Regions from separate parts of the Homo sapiens genome. Here all the other regions are linked to region 1. Evidence: chromatin contacts called from ENCODE Hi-C or POLR2A ChIA-PET data. All regions are on one chromosome and are shown on one strand. The core of a region is the stretch at or near the end of the contact, and the rest is flanking DNA. Distances in the headings are between cores, read along the strand shown. Region 1 holds the start of CASP8 (caspase 8). Region 2 holds the start of CYP20A1 (cytochrome P450 family 20 subfamily A member 1). Region 3 holds the start of FAM117B (family with sequence similarity 117 member B). Region 4 holds the start of BMPR2 (bone morphogenetic protein receptor type 2).

Region 1 (5,259 bases), core at 2,195-4,694:
CGTGCAGTGTGAGAAGGCTGATGGGTGGAGGTGACAGTGAGAGCTGCTTTATTTCCCATACCTTGCTGCACAGTTTGTACTGTTTGAATTTTTACCATGTACATGTATGACTTATTCTAAAACATATACCTAGTTAAAATCTTTATTTAAAGATCCATTCTTATTCACATGCTGGAAAAGATCTAAACTAGATCTAACCCTGTTTAGTGCCATTAGGTCAACTGTCTTTACAATTTTTAATGCATTCTAACCTCTGTTAAAGTCTCATCTTACAGAATAAAACCAACCAAAGAATCAAATGAAAGCAGGACTTCCTTTCCCCCATCCCTCAATTATTTTTTTCTGAGGATAACAATGCTTAGTGTATTCATTTTAGACAATACAGAAAAGATAAAAAGGAAAATTAAAATTATGTATAATTCCACCATCCAAATATAAATGCCCAGTAATATTTTACTCTTTCCTACCAAATATTTTATGCATACACATTTTTCCTTATATTTGAACACATCATATTTCTGTAGTATAAGTGGATTTTTCCACTGGTAAGTACATCTTGTATTGTAAGTACTTTCCTGTCTTTAGTTTTTCTTCTACAGCATGGGTTTTAATATCTGTAAGGCACTTAATCTTAGAGATGGGCTATAATTTACATAGCCAGTTCCTGATTACATTTAGGATGACTTTAAAACGCAAATCTTTAAGAATACCTCTAATTATTTTCTTAGAATAATTTCCTAAAAGTAGTATTATGGTGTCAAAATGAATAAACCTTTTTGAGGCTCTTGTTACACATTCAATAGCATTTTCTGACAGTATATAATAAAAATCAATACAATCCAAGGCTGAGATGACATGAATTTGGATATAATAAGATTGGCGCATAGCTCCGTCCTCCATAGCCATCTCATCTCACTCATTTCATTACCTTTTCAACAACGTGACAATGCTTTTTAAGTGGTTTCCCCATCAAATCATAACTGACATTTAGAAGGGAAAATGCTAACGTGGCTTCTTCTCTGGCCTAGGTGTTCCAGGATACACTGTCAGATGATAGTCAGCCTTTTCTGTTTTTTGTTTTTTGCTTAAGTTACACATCCCTCTAGTCATAGTACCTAGAAAACAGTCACTTGCAAAGGATTTATGACACCATTAACAACGGGCCATCCAGCACTGTAAGGGGAGAGACATCGTGTGGCAGTTCTTGTTTTATGGGACCTAGATTTTCTGCACTAGCTTATGGGCTAGAAACTTTGTTAAGCTAGTATTTTTTAAACAATGTACTTGTATTTTTGGTTCCTAAAAACAGTAAAAGTAACACTTGTTTCATAGAGAAAGTACAGAGAAGTATAAAAAGAAAATAAAAATTACTTAAAAACTTGCCATTTGGAAGTAATTCTTTGGTCACATTTTGTGGCCTTTTCCCAATTTTTTTTCCACATGTATATATAACATATGTAAATTTGAATATGTTGCCATGTAATACATATATTTTATATAATCTCTGCTAAATAGTAAATGTATATAAGTCTATTTGTATTACATAAGTATATTTATTATTTTATATATTTATGCCCCAAAGTATTTAAATATAAATATGTGTTTATAATAATCATATAAATAAATGATATATAAATGTTTGTAATCTATATATCCATATAAACATAAAAATATTTTTTAACCTCATTTCACTAAAAGCCTCTGAAGAAACTACTATTACTGTCCCCATTTTTCTGTTGTGAAAAATCACGGCTTGGAAATAAGCTAGTAAGAGAGAGAGCCACAGCCAGATTTAAGTGTCTCACTCAAGGGCTTCAGTGACAGATCACAAAGATTTAGACGTCATTCTACTTGCAGCTGGAAGGCAGTGAAAGAATCTCATGAAGAAAAACATAAAATCATAACTTTTTTAGAGAACAACATTTCAAAAAATTTTATAATAACAAAGCCACAAAAACAGAAGTTCTTAACAAATCCACTATAGGAGAGGGGGTTAGAGCCTCACAAAGGAAGTGCTAGAATCTAGGCCCCAGCATCTCATTCCAGAGTCCCATTCTACCACTGTATTACATGTCACAATTAAACTGTAAATACATTCCATCTCATCACAATCATTCCAGTAATATTCTAGCAGCATCCTAGCTCTTGCAGTGATAACTAAAAAGCAAAACATGCATTTGCCATCGGAAGCAGAAACCTGCATCTCATCCGAAGCTTGAGAGAACCTGAAAGCCACTCGCTCTCAGGCCCAAACCCCTAACCGGCAGGTAGTATTGCCACTCCCTCCAATCCAGGCTGGCTGCCTCAGACTGCGGGCTGCCCCGGAACCTGACAGACATCCATTCTGCACGCACATGATGTCCATAACAGGGCGCTGCAGCCACGGCATTCAAACAACCCAGCAAAGGTGTCCAAACCTCAGCAAAACATATAATCCCATCATTTTCAAACAGAATGAAACTTGCAACTTCACCTGTAAATTCTTAACCCCACAAGTGCAGGTCTCTGATTGTGTCTATCTAGTCTTCCCATTATATTGTTTTTTGAACTGTTCTGTATCTTTTTAATTTTTTTTTTTTTTTTTTTTTGAGACGGAGTTTCGCTCTTGTTGCCCAGGCTGGAGTGCAGTGGCACGATCTCGGCTCACCACAACTTCCACCTCCCAGGTTCAAGCGATTCTCCTGCCTCAGCCTCCCGAGTAGCTGGGATTACAGGCATGCGCCATCATGCCCGGCTAATTTTGTATTTTTAGTAGAGACGGGGTTTCTTCATGTTGGTCAAGCTGGTCTCAAACTCCCGACCTCAGGTGAACCACCGCCTCGACCTCCCAAAGTGCTGGGATGACAGGCGAGAGCCACCACGCCCAGTCTTTTTTAATTTCTTTAAAAAATAAATAATTGAATTAGTAGGACCACATGGGTGTGTTTGTGTGTATGTGTGTGTGCGTTTATGTTGGCAAGTGTGTATGTTGGTGGGTATGTGTGTTGGTGGGAGGATAGCTGTAGCAGCAAAGTCAGTAGAGATTTAAATTTTGGCTTCTATTATTTCACAAGTTTGACTGGGATCAGGATGAGGCCTTTATACAAGTAGTTAAACTTGCAGCATTTCAGAAGCTCCTAGGACTTCATCAGTCTAAGCTAGAATGGCCTTCAGATCTGGAAACTGCACGGCCCTCGGCAAGGCTCTCAGAGGGACTGCTACCTCTTACACTAACTTCATGGTTTCCCCATCCACACTCACATACGAGGATCACCTCCATGGCCCCAGGGCCACCCGATCTCACTCTCAGCAGCCTAGAAAACTCCAGAATCAAAGGCCTTCCTCCCAAAAGGCCCCTCTGACCTTAACAAAGAGGCAAATCCTTACCTTACTCTCACGATGGTAGCACCTTCGTCACAGGCCTATCCACTACCATCTGAGCATCTAAGACAAGAGCAAACGTCTAATGAAGGACGGAAGGGCACAGCCAGCCAGCTCTACTTCCTGTTTCGAAACTCCTGAGTCACAAACACTAGAGGGGAAAGAGCGCTTACCACTTGCCCCTGAGTGAGCAGAGTGCCTTCTAAAGCTTCTAAAGCTGCAGGAAAAAGGCCTGGTGGTCCAGGAGACCGCACGCAGGGCACCTGGCCACCTGAGCACTGGCCCCTGGCTGTGACTTTGGATGGGCCATTTTACCTTTGGGGCCTCATTTCCACATTCCAAAACAAGGACGTTGGACTGGATTGTAACTAAGAACACTTTCATTTCATATTTAGGATTTAAAGATTTTTCTGGGTTCATCATTAAGACTTTAATTTTTTCATTCAATGAATCTTGATGGAGCACCTCAGAGAGGTCTTGAGATTGGACACTGCAGAGCCCTCTCATCTTGGTTCTCAGGGTGGCTGTGAACTTTCAGAGCTAAAGCCCCTGGTTTAGCCAAGGAGCATCTCTGTGGCCCCAAGGTCACCAGATTCCACCCTCAGCAGCCTAAAATACTCTAAAATTAAAAAAAAAAAAAAACTCTAAAAAGAAAAAACTCTAAAATGAAAAACCTCTAAAAAGAAAAAACTCTGAAATAAAAAAATTCTAAAATGAAAAAAATCTAAAAAGAAAAAACTCTAAAATGCAAAAACTCTTTGGTAAGATGGTAAGTCCATCTTACCAAAGGTGATCCTTGTATATGAGTGTAGCTGAGGAAACCATGAAGTTAGCTGAAAGCTGGGTTTACCATCTTATCAAAGAAGCAAATCCTGGGGCCCTCACCATGTTGGGCTCTAGGGATATACCAGTAAACAAAATATTGCCTTCATACTGAGAGTTAGATGAAATGTTTTCTGATATTAAAAGTAGGAAAAGAAAATCAAACACCTCTCTTCTTTGAAACTGCCTTTTGTCTTTCCCCAAATAGAATATAAGCTTTCAGAGGGTAGGGACTCATAGCTGAGAAGACTGAACGAAGTATCTGAAAAGGACTCTTCACCAGAGAGGGCTAGGTCAAGATGGCCTCATAATATCAATGCCTGGATGGCCACCGTGGCTCATGCATGTAATCCTAGCACTTTGAGAGGCCAAGGTGGGAGGATCCCTTGAGCATAGGAGTTTGAGACCAGCCTGGGCAACAAAATGAGACACCATCTCTATGAAGAAAAATTTTTTAATTAGCCAGGTGTGGTAGCACGCGCCTGTGGTCCCAGCTAATCTGAAGGCTGAGATGGGAAAATTGCTTGATCCCAGGATGTTGAGGCTGCAGTGAGCCGTGATTGCACCACTGCACTGCAGCCTGGGTGACAGAGCAAGACTTTGTCTCAAAAAATAAATAAATAAAAAAGAAATAGAAACAGAATGAGCAAAATAAAATACCAATAGTATTAATATGCAATAATAATTGCTAACTCGTGTAGTAAGTGATGTATGCGTATTATCTCCTTCAAGCCTCACAGTCACCTCTGGAGGCATTATTAATCATTTAATGATGAGATAACAGAGGCACAGAGGAATTACTTGCCTGAGATCGCATAGTTAAAAAACAGTGTACACATACAAAAGAAAAATACATTTTGCAAAGATACAGATAAATTCACGAATCCACATCAAAACATTAGAGAACTGTCTTTGGGGAACAAGAGAGAGGGCAGGAGGGCAAGGGTGGGGGTGGAGAGATAAAAGGAAACCCTTCAGACACGGAAGAGGGGGAAGGGGCTGTGCACCTCAGGGCATCGTGATTCGACAGAATGACAGAATAAAGTACTTAACCGTCGGCCCCAGGGCCAAATGAAA
Region 2 (5,259 bases), core at 802-3,301, 2.0 Mb before region 1:
ATCTTCACAATTGACTAGTTCTCATTATCTGTGCCACTACTACCATGATCCAAGCTGAAATGATAATATCCTCCTAATTACTTGGCTTGCTTCCATCCTTACCTGGAGACCCATGTCAATTCATGACTTAGCAACCACAATGATTCTTTTAAAATTTATCTAATAAAATTAAATTTGAATTCTATCCAATTTCAAATGGCATTCATCTGCTGAAATCCTCCAGTGGCACACAGCAAAAGTCCATTAAAAAAGCCTTACAAGTCATTTAAAATTTGTCCTTCACTCCCATCTTTCTGACTTTCTCTCCTCTGGTATCTTCCTCATTTACTACACTCTAACCACACTGGTCCCCTTGCTTTCCAGGAACACACCAGGCGTGTCTCCCTCTGAAGGTTTGCATTTGCTGCTCCCTCGACCCAGAATGCTCTTTCTCAGAATGGCTTGCACCTTCACCTTCTTCGCGTTTCTACTCAAATGTCTCCGTATCTCCTGGCCATCCTACTTTAAAATAACAATCTACCTATCCCCAACTTTATTTCTACCCACAATCCTATGTTATTTGTTTCTATTGTCTGTTCCCCTTCTCTAGGAAATAAATTCCAAGAGTCAGGAATTTTCTGTCCGGTTTGTTTCACGGCTGGATTCCCAGCACGTGGAACCATATCTGGCACATAGCTAGTGCTAAGAATAAACAGTGTGCTTCTATGAGCTGATCAAAGAAGAGTATCATTTTAAAATCACCAAAAATTCAAGAACCACTAAAATTGTTTAGTTTCTCAGAAAATAAGATTTCAGGAAGTCCCTGATTGTGTAGTTGCAAGATTCTAGTCTAATCCATTTACCTGCTCGGAAAAGAACATTTAAGAAGGTGTATGGTCAATTCCAGCAGTTCAGCTACTTTTCAACTTTCACTGTAAAACCACCACCTTGCTTTGTAGAACAGGTGTTTTTTGTTTGTTTGTTTGTTTGTTTTGAGATAAGAGTCTGGCTCTGTCGCCAGGCTGCAGTGCAGTGGTGCGATCTTGGCTCACTGCAAGCTCCGCCTCCCAGGTTCAAGCGATTCTCCTGCCTCAGCCTCCTGAGTAGCTGGGATTACAGGCGCCCGCCACCACAGCCAGCTAATGTTTGTATTTTTAGTAGAGACGGTGTGTCACCATGTTGGCCAGGATGGTCTCGATATCCTGACCTCGTGATCCGCCCGCCTCAGCCTCCCAAAGTGTGTAGAACAGGTTTTAAAGACGGTCCTCAGTCATCAACACTTTTGTTTTCAGACCCTCCCTCTCTCGCTGACGGAGGCAAGTGGAGAGAGGAGGACCGGAGGCTCGCAGAGGCGTCAGCGGCAGAGGAAACCTCGCACCCGAACCCGCAGCGCGGCGCTCTCCCCAAAGAAGCATTTGCCTGGAGCCCCTAAGAGGAGCAAGACCTGGACCTCGAGCACTTTGGATTCCAGTCAGGATAGATCGATGGACAGATGGAAAAGAGGAATACACAAGTGCTGGGAGAATCCTCAAGAAAGGAGAAAGGAGTGGCGCGCCCAGGAGTCTCGTCCTGACACACTGGGAAATGAAATTTGGGTTTGGCGAGTTATGGCCAAAAAGCTGCCCAAAGTACTTGAGAGCCGCCTTGGAGAGTGGCGCGGGGTGCCTGGCAAGGTGAGACCGGCCTGCGGGGGCGCGGGCTTTTCCTCAGCAGCTCTACGCCCGCCTGGCCCGGCGCCTGAGGGGTAGCGACGCAGCCCACGTCGCTCTCAGAGCTTGCCGGGAGGGGCGTCACGTGACTCCGGGTGCGGTCCCCGCGCTGAAGCTCTGGAGCGAACCCGAACCCTCCTCTCAGGCCCGCCCCCTGCGGCCCGCAGCGGGCAGGTTGGCCTGGATGCCGGCGACAGAGAGACTGGGGCGGCGCCCGGGGCCCCAGAGAGCCAAGACGGCGCTCACCGGATAGAGGTAGAGCACGGCTCCCACCAACGCCAGCAAGAAGGTAACGGCGAAGATCGCGAAGTCCAACATGGTTCTGCCGCCCAGGGAGCCACGTCTCGGATCGGCCGCTCCAGCAGCAGCGCCTCAGCCTGGCCCAATTTAAGGCATAGCGTGTGGGCGGGGGCACCCCGCGGGACCCGGAAACCAACGGGCCGCTGGGGGCGTGACCGAGGCCTGCGGCCGGCGCCAGAGGAAAGAGCAATGGATCGCCGAGGAGCCGGGGCGCGGGTTCCTGAGCGCAGCAGGCCGAGGCTGAGGCCGCCTAGCGCCAGCCTCCACCGCAAGGCGGGGATTTCGGTGCACACGATTTCAGACAGAATATGCCCGCGACTTCGGACCGGGTTGCTGGCGAAAGCAGAGCCCAGCTTTCTGAGAAAAGTTAGGAGTTAGTAGTGCTCTGTCCGCCCAACAGTTTTCGCAATGGATTCAGAATTAAAACCTCTAAACCGATGATTTTCGAAGAGTGGTCCCGGTACCAGCTGCATCAACGTCGCCCGGGAGCTCGTTAGAGATTCAGATTATCGATGCCGGGCGCGGTGGCTCCACCTGTAATCCCAGCACCTTGGGAGGCTGAAGCGGGAGGATCGCTTGAGCCCAGGAGTTTGAGACCAGCGTGGGCAACATAGTGAGACCCCAGTCTCTACAAAAAAAAAAAAAAAAAAAAAAAAAAAATTAGCCTACAGTGGTGGCGCTTGCCTGTGGCCCCAGCTGCTCCGGAGGCTGAGGCTGGAGGATCACTTTAGCCGGGGAGGCAGAGGCTACAGTGAGCCGAGATGGCACGACTGCACTCCAGCCTGGGCGACAGGGCGAGACCCTGTCTCAAAAACAAAACAAAACAAAACAAAAGGAAAACAAAATAAAAAGATTCTCGATCCCAAACTAGACCTACTGAATCAAACACTCGGGGTGGGCAGGGGTAGGGGGCGCGTACAACAATCTGTTTGAACAGAGCCCTCCCGGGGACACTGTTACACACTTAAATTTGAGTGAAAACCACCACTGATCTAAGCGGGACAGGGAAGTGTCTGGGAGTAAAACAAGAGTAGATACGCCTTGTTTCGCAGAATTTCTGTCTGAAGTACTAGTAAATGTGATTCTTTGACACTTTCTGGTGAGCGGAGGCTGCACACTGTTCAGGTTTCCTTGCTCTGTTAACTCTGACTTTCGGTAAATTGCTTCAGTTTTCTAAGCTTCCATTTCCTTCTATGTAAAAAAGTGAAAATAATACCACATGGAGTTGCCTGTAGGTTAAATTACATATTTTATGAAAATCACTTAGCACAGCTCCTGGCAAAACCGAATAAGTGCTATCTACGTCAGCATTTGGCGTTTGTTGCCCTGGGCATAAAATACCCTAGGACCCCTCTTTCTATTTCGCCTGGCTCAGAAGTTTTGACGTGGCTACTGAAATACAAGACAAGGCCTGCTACTTACTAGTGCTGCTTTTAGTGAAAGTGTGCTAAAAGTATTTATAGATTTTATAGCTTTAATAATATAAAATGTCAAGAACAGGCAGCAATTTGGCAAGAGAAATTCCAGATTGCATTTTACAGCTTCTATGATAAATGACTGTTACATAAGCAGGAAACATACCTCATTGAAAATGGCAACTCTTTTGGCATCTATAGCAAATATAATGAAACATGCTGTTTAATATTTCACTTGGCAGAAATTGTATTTTTAAGTCTTTCTCTGCATATAAATGTGCTTTAAACTGTCGTATGTTCAAAGTTCATTTTTAAGTCTCTTGTTCAGAATTTTAAAGATATTTCTTGTCAAACTGATGTTCCCAATAGGTTTTCAAAACAGTAAATGTAAGAGTTTTTTGTTTGTTTGTTTTGTTTGTTTGTTTTTGAGACGTAGTCTCCCTCTGTAGCCCAGGCTAGAGTGCAGTGACGGGATCTCGGCTCACTGCAACCTCCGCCTCCCAGGTTCAAGCAATTCTCCTGCCTCACCCTCCCGAGTAGCTGGGATTACAGGCACGCGCCACCATGCCCAGCTAATTTTTGTATTTTTAGTAGAGATGGGTTTCACCATGTTGGCCAGGCTGGTCTTTAACTCCTGACCTCGTGATTCGCCCCTCTGGGCCTCCCAAAGTGCTGAGATTACAAGCGTGAACCACCCCGCCCGGCCAAACATAAGAGTTTTAACTGCATAAGGTAGCCATATAACCGTAATCTTAGGTACCGTAATCTTAGGTACCAATCCTTCAAGATATCTAGAATTCTCTTTTAGTCCTAAATTGACCTACATCCTGAGACTCTCTGAACTTTGAGGGCTGTAAAAAAGAGACAAAAATTCCAGAAATTGTCAGGGCACCATATTTTATAGTGTGAGTCTCTAAACTAGACATCTACCTCCTCTTCCTGTGTTCCTAAAACGTTTTGCCCAGATACTCCCTAAAAGCATATATAAATAATATATATATAATATATATATACACATACACACATATATATCTTTTCACACATTTTTTGTATTGACATCTAAAATTTTTATCTTGACTTTAAAGGATTAAATTTCTGTCATATTATAAATATTCACGTTTTGAAATTGTTACAGCTCTCTTTTAAGTGTATGAAAAGGAATGTAAATATAATAGTGATGTGATAACTATAAGACTTTTTTTAAAAACACACAAACTTGGCCAGGTACGGTGGCTCCACCTGTATTCCCAGCACTTTGGGAGGCGGAGGCGGTCAGATCACTTGAGGTCAGGACTTCAAGATCAGCCTGGTCAACATGGGGAAACCCCGCCTCTACTAAAATTACAAAAATTAGCTGGGTGTGGTGGCATGCGCCTGTAATCCCAGCTTCTCAGGAGGCTGAGGCAGGAGAATCACTTGAACCCGGGAGGCAGAAGTTGCAGTGAGCCAAAATGGCGCCACTGCACTCCAGCCTGGACAAAAACAAAACCCAAAACAAAACAAAACAAAACAAAAAACCCATACACTTTTTGTGAACAACTGGAAATTTTCCATGGTTCCTTTTTCTGAACTTATTTTTATTGCACTTATCCGACAGAATTTTATTCTAATGAAATTATTTTTATCCTTGAAAGTAATTTTCTTCATCACCTGTCATACTTCTTCTCTTCAACATGTACTCATGTTGAATTAAAAAATAGTTTTTGGGGCCAGGCGTGGTGGCTCATGCCTGTAATCTCAGCACTTTGGGAGGCCGAGGCGGGCAGATCACGAGGTCAGGAGATCGAGACCATCCTGGCTAACATGGTGAAACCCTGTCTCTACTAAAAATACAAAAAAGAATTAGCTGGGCGTGG
Region 3 (5,259 bases), core at 1,700-4,199, 1.4 Mb before region 1:
GTGACAGAGTGAGACTCCATCTTAAAAAAAAAAAAAAAAAAAAAGTTACCTAACTAAGTACATGTAATTTTGGTGTGCTATATATTTCCCACATTCTATCTTACACATCATGATGTCACTTCCTTGATATAATATAAAGACATGGTCTTTGGAGTACAACTGACCAAAGTTCAAATAAATACCAACTCTGCCACTTGTTACTTAACCTCTCTAAAAGCTATAGTGAGGGTTAAATGAGATTTTGCATAAAAACCACCTGCCAAATAGTAAGAGTTCAGTAGGTGACAGAGGTTATGAAGCAGGGAGGGGAAATCTAGTACTTTTATCACAGTTTTAGAAAAGCATTCTGCATTCTCAAAAGGTTTAAAATAGTGCTCTGGGCTGGGCAATCCTAGCACTTTGGGAGGCCAAGGCGGGCAGATCACATAAGGTCAGGAGTTCCAAACCATCCTGGCAAACATGGTGAAACCCCATCTCTACTAAAATACAAAAATTAGCCGGGCATGATGGCGGGTGCCTGTAATCCCAGCTACTCGGGAGGCTGAGATAGGAGAATCGCTTGAACCCAGGAGACCATGGTTGCAGTGAGCCGAGATCACATAACTGCACTCCAGCCTGGGCAGCTGAGCAAGACTCCGTCTCAAAAAATAAATAAAAATATAAATAAAAATAAATACATAAATAAAACAGTGCTCTGGTTCTAATTAGAAAACACTATTCGGGCCGGGCGCAGTGGCGCATGCCTGTAATCCCAGCATTCTGGGAAGCCAAGGCGGGCGTTTCACCTGAGGTCAGGAGTTCGAGACCAGCCTGGCCAACATGGTGAAACCCTGTCTCTACTAAAAATACAAAAATTAGCCGGGCATGGTGGCGGTCGCCTGTAATCCCAGCTACTCAGGAGACTGAGGCAGAATCGTTTGAACCCGGGAGTTGGAGGCTGCAGTAAGCCGAGATCGTGTAACTGCACTCCAGCCTGGGCAACAGAAACTCTGTCTCAAAAAAAGAAAATACTATTCATCATTTTCCAGGGCAATTCTCTCTAAATAAGTATTATCTAAAACTTTCATAAAATAAATAGTAAGAAAGAGTCATCCTATTCCTTCCATTTCGGAAACTATTTCATCTGAATTTGTTTCCTGAAATTCCCAACCATTCTGCCTGGAAAATTCTAACAGAAGTTCCCCAGACAAGGAAAGACAAAGATATATGTTGACAAAAATGAATACGTAAGTAAAAACCACCCATTTCTTTCCTTAAGGCAACAAGATTATAAATTTTATTCCTTTCCACTTCCCACAATTTGAATTTCTCTTTTGAGTTACTCTTTATGAATGACTCCATTGGCACCCAACAGCTCCATTCAGGACCTTCCCCAAGAAAGCTTCCAGGTAAACAGAAAAACAACGAATGTTAGCTCCCTAAAACAATAACAAGATGGAGACAAAACACTGGATTCTGTTTTTCTACATTCAAAACACAGAATCAGTACACAAAATCAGAAATACACCCAGAGCCTCAGACAAAACCCATAAACCTTCCTAAGGAATCTTGTTTAATTTTCACTTCTTGCTACCCATTTATCAAGTCTTAGGAAATGCTAAAACACGGTTCTCAGCCTCCTCTGTTCAGTGATCCAAATCTGCCACTGCTAATGCATTCAGTACCCCAGATCTGAAACTGTTTTGTGAACAGAAATACTTAGCAGCAGCAGATATGGGCTATGCCAACATTAACCTTGTCCCTAAAACAAAGTGACAAACCACTCCTAGCCTCACCCTCAAGGGAGGGTAAGCAGTAACGACTCCTCCAGGAGTAAGGCCAGGAAGCCAGGTTTATCATTAACACTCATCAGCTCAAGCCCAAGGTTTAGCCGCTGCACCTCCACCACCAGGGAGCCGTGCGGGGCGGGCAGAGGGGTGAATGAGGCGGGCGGGCGGGCGGGGCGTAGGGTAGGCCCGGGAAAGGCGGGGCCGCACTGCCGGGTCCCCCACCGCCCGGCACCGCCCCCAGCCCCGCCCCCAGCCACCCGGGCTCCGCGGCAGCTCTGCAGTCCCCGCGCGATTGCAGCGCGCGCCCGGGACCCCTTCCCGCAGCCGCCTCCCCCTTGCTGCGCGACCCCCAGCACTTACCTGCTTTGCAAACCGGGGCGCTGGGGCTCCTCTTCTCCGGCGAGCTTCGGCTCTGCTCCGGAGACCTCCTCCGATGCCGGACGCGGGCTGGGGGTGGGGCCGCGCTCACCTCGCCGGTCCACAGGTGGGTGGGCGACGAGCTGGGCGACGACACGGTGCCCAGCAGCGGCGGCGGCGGCGGCGGCCGTGGGGGGCTCCCGCGAGCTCCAGGCGCGGCGCTGCGCGTGGGGCTGGTGCCTCGCGTGGACGTCGCGGACGCGCCCGTCTGCGTGGCCACCGTGGGGCTGGTGCGCGCGGCCGCGTTCCCGCCGCCGCGCGTGGGGCTGGTGCTGCGCGAGGCGGTGCGCGGGCCACCGCCGCCGCCGCCGCCTGCGGGGCCTGAGGCGCCACCACAGCAGCCACCGTTGTTGTTGCCGCCGCCGCCGCCGCCGCTCCGCGTGGGGCTGCCATGTTGCTGCTGCTGCTGCTGCTTCAGCTGGAACGGAACCGTCGCCCTCATGGGCTGCAAGCGGCTCCCGGGTCCCCCGGCCGTGGCCACCGCACCACCCCCAAGGGAGCCGGCCGGCGTGGGGGACCCATTGCGCCTCACCCGCTGGGACATGGTCCCCCCCCTCCCCGGTGACTGGGCGAGACGGGGGGTTTTGTTGTTGTTGGGCTGCAGGGGGAGGATTCTCGAGGCCGGAGGGCAGGCCCCCCAAGACGGGGTGACGAAGCCGGACTCCGGGGTGCAGGGGGAGACCGGGCCGGGGCAGGCAGCAACGAGGTGGTGCAGCCGCCGCCGCCGCCGCCGCCGCTCCTCATCAACAATAGTGTCTCCTCTGCTGCCCCCGCCCCCCACGATCGCCCATTGGTGCAGCGTCAGCCGCGCTCGAGCCGCTCCACTGCTCCCATTGGCTACGAGCAGCTCGGGTCCCGGGCCCCCGAGGCCTTGAGAGCCTGGGTGTGCGCGGAGACCGTCTGCTCTTTAAAGAGAAAGAGACCCGCCCCCCGCGGGGAGGGAGCGGAGGAAATGGGCCCTGTGTGTATGTGTAGTGTGCGCGCGTGTGTGTGTACACGTGAGTGCCCGTGTACGCGCGCGCCTAGCCACGCGCGCCTTTCCTTTCCCGCCGGGGGGAGCCCTGGGGACTCAGACTCTGGAAGGTTGCCAAAGGAAATGTCCAGACCCGGAGCAGTTCCCAGGGATGGTCTGAAGCCTTTTCCGCATAACTCATTTCCTTACCCCAGTGTTCACTTGTGTTCACCTGTACGCGCATCTCGTTCGGGCTTTTATTCTTAATGTTTTTGTTCTGCCCTAATTCCATCTACCTATGGGCAGGGCTCAAAAGGAGAAGAAATTTAACTAATCTTACTGGCATTTTACGCCCCTCTCCTTTTATTTTTTAGAGCTCTACAAAGAGGCAAATCTCAGAAAGATTAAACTTGCCTGTTAGAATGCGATTTTAGATAGTATCTATAGAGTTCAGTTACCACATGTTATTCCTACCCTCCTGTATCTCAAGTAATCAAGACTATTTTAATCAGCTGCTTCGCTGTTCCCTGATACCTTGGAAGGATGGCTGCTACCTTACCAGTTTGTAAAGTGCTATAGTTTACAGAGGGCCTTATTTGATTCTACACGATCATTGTTTGAGACAGAACTGGGACAGCCATCCATATTTTTGTCTAGCGGAGGAAACAAGTCTTTGGTGTGGCAAAGACTCGGGAAGGCAGGCAGTGACACTATTTCTAAAATGACCTAAAGGGCTCCTCATCAAGAAAATAAAAAATGGTGGAGCCAAAACCTACACTCCCACCTGTCTGGCTATAAATTGCCTATCCATGACCTCTTTTCCCTCTACTATTTTTATTAGTTGTACATGCTAGACAGATTTCGTCGTGTAAAAATGTGGGAGTGGAGGGCATAGTATGATTCACTCTGGACCTGAAATCCTACTGGGTCCCTTTGCGCGGTGGTGGAAGGCCTTTTTTTTTTTTTTTTGAGAAGAAGTCTCTCTCTGTCACCTAGGCTGGAGTGCAGTGGCGGAGTGCACTGGCTCGAATCTCGGCTCAGTGCAACCTCCGCCTCCCGCGTTCAAGCAATTCTCCTGCCTCCGCCTCCCAAGTAGCTGGGATTACAGGCGCGTGCCGCCACGCCCCGTAATTTTTCTGTTTTTAGTAAAGAGGCGGTTTCACCATGTTGGCCAGGGTGGTCTTGATCTCTTGATCTCATGATCCGCCCACCTCGGCCTCCAAAAATGCTGGAATTACAGGCGTGAGGTGGAAGGCTTTTAAAGACCTAGAGAGGAGGCCGGGTGTGGTGGCTCATGCCTGTAATCCCAGCACTTTGAGAGGCTGAGGCGGGCGGATCACCTGAGGTCGGGAGTTCGAGACCAGCTTGACCAACATGGAGGAAACCCCGTCTCTACTAAAAATACAAAATTAGCCGGGCGTGGTGGCACATGCCTGTAATCTCAGCTACTCGGGAGGCTGAGGCAGGAGAATCGCTTGAACCCGGGAGGCAGAGGTTGGAAGGAGCCGAGATCGTTCCATTGCACTCCAGCCTGGGCAACAAGAGCGAAACTCTGTCTTAAAAAAAAAAAAAATTAAAAAAAAAAGACCTAGAGAGGAAATTAAAATCCCATGACCACCACTTACTCTGTGACCTTGAGTGGATCACTAGCCAGTCTCCTTATCTGTAAAATGCAGTTAAACAGTACCATGTGCTTCATACTGTTGTTATGATTATTAACCAAGGATGATATGAGAATGTGGTGTGTAGAAGATGGTCAGCACTTCCAGAGTCTCCATGTGATTCAGAGACCCACATCTCTCCTTACCATCCATTCCCCTTTCTCCTCCTCTCTCCCCCTCCACAGAGAAAGCCCCAGCCCCTTAGCCCAGGAACCTGCCTTAAGTTGGCTGGTGCTCTGGATAGATCTGACGTCACTATCTGGCCCCTACAGCCTGGTGTGAGGCCAAAAACAGCTTCTCACTGGATAGGAACATACAGGAAACTGCCAGCAGGATCCATGCAAAGAGCCAAGTCTGGTCTGAAAAGCATGGATAGACAAGATATGCCTTTAAATAAGGATGTAATCCCAGCACTTTGGGAGGCCAAGGCAGATCACTTGAGGTCAGGTGTTCGAGATCA
Region 4 (5,259 bases), core at 1-2,500, 1.1 Mb before region 1:
GGGACGTGCCGGCCGGAGCTACTCACCAGCCGCAGTGCTGACCAGCAGGATGGTCCATGGTAGCCAGGGCACCCGCCAGGGCCGCTGCAGCGAGGAAGTCATCCCTGGGCCAGCCAAGAATCAGGAGGGCAAAGAAAAGAAATATGGGAAGTAGACCGGCGGAGAAACAGCCGGGAGGCTCGTCTTCTCTCCCGTGGACTGATCCTGCCCGTATCACAATACAGTTTGAAAGGACAAATGGCTGATGAGAGGACCTAGCTGCAGAGCTTTCATGCCGCTGCAGAAATTCCCTTCATTTCTCTCCCTCGCGGCTGGGGGGGTTCCTTCGCCTCGGACGGGGTGCCGCGGCCCTCCAAACGGAAGGCATGTCTGTGGGGAAAGCAGGGAGCCAAGAAGAAATCCCCCAAATTATTTCCCTCGTAGTTTCACGATATCAAAAAAATATCCAGGTCTGGGAGAAAACATATCCAGGGTGCGGAGGGCGGGGATTCGATCCGGGGTCGGGGGGCGAGGGTCAGAACTAGTTCCCGACTGCCGGGAAGGACGAAGCCGGACGGGCGGCGGCGGCGCCCGGCAGCCCTAGTCGCATCGCCCGCGGCTCCGGGAAGGCAGGATTCCTTAAGTTTCGCTTCGGTGCTTCCTTCACTCTGATTTCGAAAACAACAAATCCTCTTCCTTGACTGGATCAAAAAAGGTGCCTGCCTCCATGGACAAGCTCACAGTCCCCACGCCTTCGCAGAACAACCGTGAGAGGGTTGGGGAGGCCCTGGCGAAGGCTGAGGAGAGGTAGGAGCGGGGGAGGGGAGGGGTCGCGGTCGCGGCCCCGGTCCGGGCTCCCCGAGACGGCAGGCGGAGTGGGTGTGAGAGGCTGCCCCTTCTAGTCCTCCCGGCGGCGCTCCCTTCCCTTCCTCGCTTTTTATTCCTGCGGCTCGATCTTGCCTGAGGTAAATTCCACCAAGAAAGCCTCCTCTTCTCCCGTCAATGGCTCCTGTGAGCGAATCACAACCCCCCGAGGAAGCCGCTGCTGCTGCCGCCGCCGCCGCCGCCGCCGCCGCCGCCGCCGCCTCGTTCTCCCGCAGCTCTGGGCTCCTGACGGAACTCGGGCGTCGCGGACCGAGGGCGGGGGGCGGCGGGAGGGCGGATGAAGGTAGCCGGGGAAGGGGGTGGGCAGGGAGGCGGCGAGACACCCTGCGTCCCTCCGGGAGGCACTTCCAGTGGCTCCGAGCAGACCAGACACAAAGGGGGGAGTCGCCGCAGCTGCCAGTCTGCGGCGCTCCCGGTCACCGGAGTCGCCCCGCCTCCGCCGCCGCCTCCGCCTCCTCCTCAGTCTCCGGCTCTTCCCGGCCCTGTCTGTCTCTAGCCTGTGGTGCAGAGCGGGCGGCGGCGGCGGCGGCGCCGGCGGCGGGATGAAGCCCGCACTGCGCCTGCGCGCTCACGGCCCCGCCCGGCCCCGCCCCTCGTTCGGGGCTGGCTGAGGGCTCCGAGGCCCCACCGCAGCGCGTCTCTCCGGTGAATGGCCGAGGGCTGGGTGGGGCTGCGGTGGGCAGCGGTGGCCTTTCTCCTTCACACACATACACATGCCTTCCAAATGTGCATGGCTTGGGATTCGCGTATTTGTTTAAGAGACGACGGCCACATCCTTTTGTTCGGCGTTCAGCAGACTCCTCCGAGTTCCGGGATTTCTCCCGACTGAGGCGTCTCCGTCTCAGTACTCTCGGAGGAAAGCCTCGAGGGGCAGAACTGCCCTCTGTTGTTTCACGGGGCTGGAACCTCCCTCTCCGCAGCCCAAAGAATCCGGATGGACCCGCCTTTCCCAGAACCGGAGACCTTGGCCTCCTCAGGCTCCCCTCTGACTCAAACAAAAGCCGGAATTGGAAAGACCACCCCTTTGATGTGTTCGCTGTAATCGACGTCCTGCTTTCCTCAACCGCCCATTCCCTTAGCCTTCTTAGTTGACAGGAATATTGAGTATTTGCAAGGATGCGAAGCCAGAAAAAAAAAAAAGACTTTTAATTCTATAAATCGTCCCGCTGCGTGCGCGCGTCTGTCCGTACAGCGCGGTGCCCACCCCGAGAGAGGGCCTGGATTCACCAAGGCTGGGGGCCTTGAGGGCTTTTTAGGGCACGTGAAAGGAAAATGGAGTTAGAGTTGTGTCGGGATAGAGAGTGGGATCATTTTGCACTCAAGGAATTGAGAAGATCCCGTTGGTACCGCAGTTTCCAAGGATTTGTGTAGTGCGTTTTTTGGATCTGGTTTGTACAAGCGACCAGTATAGGAGACGGGATCCCTCCCGCCCTTACACCCCGCTGCGGGGTCAGCCGACGTGGGTGGGATTTTGCTGGCGGCGAGGGGAGAAGGTGACGTGCGTGGCGCCATGATCGGAAGTCTGGACTGAATTCTTAGCTGCGAGGTGGAAAATGCGCGTGGGAGGGCGATCTTGAGGGGTGAAGTCTGGCCTTCCCATCTCCTACCAGGCAGGAGGGTTATGCTGAAGGCTGGTTTTGCTGGTCTTTCATTGTGGCTAAGGGCAGTTCCACAGATACAGTCATAGATAGACTCCTTAAGTCATGCTCTGCTTGCTTCTTCTAGTCCGCTGTTACCTCTTTATCTGAATTTGATGTAAATAAATCTCCACATTCCTTAAACTGGTTCTGTTATACTAAACATCTTCCATAATTAGGGGTTGTAGCAATACCAACCCCGGATTCTAAGACTCTTTTTAGTTGAAATATGTTTATGCTGTTTACCCTTTAGACAGAGAAAAAAAAATTCTACCTAGTAAAATCCCTTAAAAAGACGAAGAGCATATGCTTTGATTCATTAGCTTTATTTATTTAGGTTTTATTTATTTATTTATTTATTTATTGAGGCGGAGTCTTGCTCTGTCGACCAGGCTGCGGTGCAGTGGCGCGATCTCGACTCACTGCAACCTCCACCTCCCAGGTTCAAGCAATTCTCCGGCCTGAACCTCCCGAGTAGCTGAGATTACAGGCGGCGCCATCACGCCCGGCTAATTTTTGTATTTTTAGTGGAGACAGGGTTTCACCATGTTTGCCAGGCTGGTCTCGAACTCCTGACCTCACGTGATCCGCCCGTCTCGACCTCCCAAAGTGCTGGGATTACAGACGTGAGCCACCGCCCCCGACCGATTCTTTATAGCTTTATTACTGTATTTTGTTTTGCCCAAAAGGTCTAAATTAGAAACGGTATTGTTTTACCATTTGTCTTTCAAGAACTGAGAGTTTCTAGCACTCAGAGAAATTGGATTTTAGTATGTTAGAGGTGCAGAAAGTTTAAAGTTTATTAATTCGTAGTACACTTTTATCTTCCTCAAATTGAGATCAAGTACTTCATCATTCAATTTTTATTTGCTTAAGATTTTTTCCAAGAAACATTAAGTGTCCTTTTTGTAGTTCCCCCTTATCCACCGTTTCAGTTACCTGCAGTCAACCACGGTCTGAAAATATTACATGGAAAGTTCCAGAAATAATAAGTGGTGTTTTTTTTTGTTGTTGTTGTTTTTGTTTTTTTTGAGACGTAGTTTCTCTTTTGTTGCCCAAGCTGGAGCACAATGGCACGATCTCAGCTCACAGCAACCTCCGCCTCCCAGACTCAAGCGATTCTCCTGCCTCAGCCCCCTGAGTAGCTGGGATTACAGGCATGCGCCACCACACCCGGCTAGTTTTGTATTTTTAGTAGAGATGGAGTTTCACCATGTTGGTCAGCCTGGTCTCGAACTCCTGACCTCAGGTGATCCGCCCTTCTGGCCTCCCAAAATGATAGGATTAGAGGCGTGAGCCACTGCGCCTGGCCTCATAAATTTTAAATTGAGTACTGTTACTAACTAGCTGTGAGGAAATCGCTGCCATCCCACACTGTCCTTCTGGGATGTGAATCATGGTTTGTACAGTGTATCCGCTATAACCTCCTTAATCACTTAGTAGCAGTCTCTTATCAGACTGACTGTGGCAGTATGCAATATCCAAGTGCTTGTGTTCAACTAACCCTCGTTTTACTTAATAATGGCCCCAAAGCACAAGAGTAGTGATGCTGGCAATTCAGCCATACAGAAGCTGTAAAGTGCTTCCTGTAAGTTAAAACGTCAGAGTTCTTGCCTGTAATCTCAGCACTTTGGGAGGCCGAGGCAGGCAGATCACAAGGTCAGGATGATCGAGACCATCCTGGCTAACACGGTGAAACCCTGTCTCTACTGAAAATACAAAAAAATTAGCCAGGCGTGGTGGCAGGCGCCTGTAGTCCCAGCCACTCGGGAGGCTGAGGCAGTGAATGAATGGCATGAACCCGGGAGGTGGGGCTTGCAGTGAGCCGAGATCATGCCACTGGACTCCAGCCTGGGCGACAGAGCAAGACTCTGTCTCAAAAAAAAAAAAAAAAAAAAAAAAAAAAAAAAAAAAAAAGTCAGAGTTCTTGACTTAATAAGGAGGGAAAAAAATTATAGGCTGAGGTTGCTAAGATTGCTGGTAACAATGAATCTTTGGCAGGGTGCAGTGGCTCACGTCTGTAATCCCAGCACTTTGGGGGACCAAGGCAGGAGGATCACTTGAGGTCAAGAGTTCAAGACCTGCCTGGCCAACATGGTGAAACCCCGTCTATACCAAAAATACAAAAATTAGCTGGGAGTGGTGGCACGTGCCTGTAATCCCAGCAGCTACTCCGGAGGCTGAAGCAAGAGAATCACTTGAACGCAGGAGGTGGAGGTTGCCCATTGCACTCTAGCCCGGGCGATAGAGACTCTGGCAAAAAAAAAAAAAAAAATCTATCTGTGAAACTGAATTGTGAAGAAAAAATAAATTCATGCTAGTTTTGCTGCCATACCTCAAACTGCAAAAGTGATGGCCACAATGTGTAATAAGTGCTTAGTTAAGATGGAAAAGGCATTAAATTTGTGGGTAGAAGACATAATAGAAATGTATTCCAGTTTATAGCAATTGGGTTCAGTACTGTCTGCAGTTTCAGGCATCCACTGGAGGTCTTGGAACAAGTTCCTTGTGGATAAGGGGCAGGGAGGACTACCGTACATGTTATAAATGTATGATAAATTATATAGAACATAAAGAAAAGGTCTTAGGAAATTCACAAGAAAAAACACATGCCGCTGACTTGGTAGGTAGACAACTAGATATGTACCCTCTTCCCTTTTCTGTTCCTTCTTGTGATATTTCAGTTGGGACATGGCTGTTCACTCACAGTGAGAAAGAACATCAAAGAACAGAATTAAGACTTGGCAAGAAACCTGTC

Evidence for each region. A loop is a pair of places that touch in the nucleus more often than their neighbours do. ChIA-PET counts read pairs that join two places held with the same protein, here RNA polymerase II (POLR2A). Pooled maps may share reads with other maps.
Region 2: a loop to region 1 is called in a pooled map, with 10 times the contacts of the local background. The contact joins the promoter of CYP20A1 here to the promoter of CASP8 in region 1. A Hi-C loop is called at or near these places in 7 of 50 pooled maps. POLR2A ChIA-PET finds 5 or more read pairs at or near these places in 2 of 52 experiments (B cell and activated B cell).
Region 3: a map of CD8-positive, alpha-beta T cell shows a loop between it and region 1 (8-fold over the local background). The contact joins the promoter of FAM117B here to the promoter of CASP8 in region 1. A Hi-C loop is called at or near these places in 3 of 168 maps with a recorded cell type or tissue (CD8-positive, alpha-beta T cell and naive thymus-derived CD4-positive, alpha-beta T cell) and 9 of 50 pooled maps.
Region 4: a pooled map shows a loop between it and region 1 (13-fold over the local background). The contact joins the promoter of BMPR2 here to the promoter of CASP8 in region 1. A Hi-C loop is called at or near these places in 6 of 37 single-sample maps with no recorded cell type and 10 of 50 pooled maps.

What each region holds. Positions count from the first base shown.
Region 1 is chr2:201,258,721-201,263,979 of GRCh38, reverse strand. CASP8 (caspase 8) reads right to left here and starts at 3,444. Exons shown (of 9, transcript NM_001372051.1): 1 at 3,367-3,444. RefSeq lists an enhancer at 5,140-5,259.
Region 2 is chr2:203,235,810-203,241,068 of GRCh38, reverse strand. It overlaps CYP20A1 (cytochrome P450 family 20 subfamily A member 1), which reads right to left and starts at 2,051. Exons shown (of 13, transcript NM_177538.3): 1 at 1,935-2,051. The coding sequence starts at 2,006. RefSeq lists enhancers at 1,331-1,620, 1,444-2,015, 2,301-2,350 and a silencer at 2,021-2,230.
Region 3 is chr2:202,632,659-202,637,917 of GRCh38, reverse strand. FAM117B (family with sequence similarity 117 member B) reads right to left here and starts at 2,949. Exons shown (of 8, transcript NM_173511.4): 1 at 2,130-2,949. The coding sequence starts at 2,730. RefSeq lists silencers at 1,902-2,341, 2,442-2,491, 2,682-2,911.
Region 4 is chr2:202,372,318-202,377,576 of GRCh38, reverse strand. BMPR2 (bone morphogenetic protein receptor type 2) reads right to left here and starts at 1,250. Exons shown (of 13, transcript NM_001204.7): 1 at 27-1,250. The coding sequence starts at 102. RefSeq lists enhancers at 1-688, 1,843-2,132, 2,243-2,402 and silencers at 743-802, 873-932, 1,063-1,552, 1,703-1,752.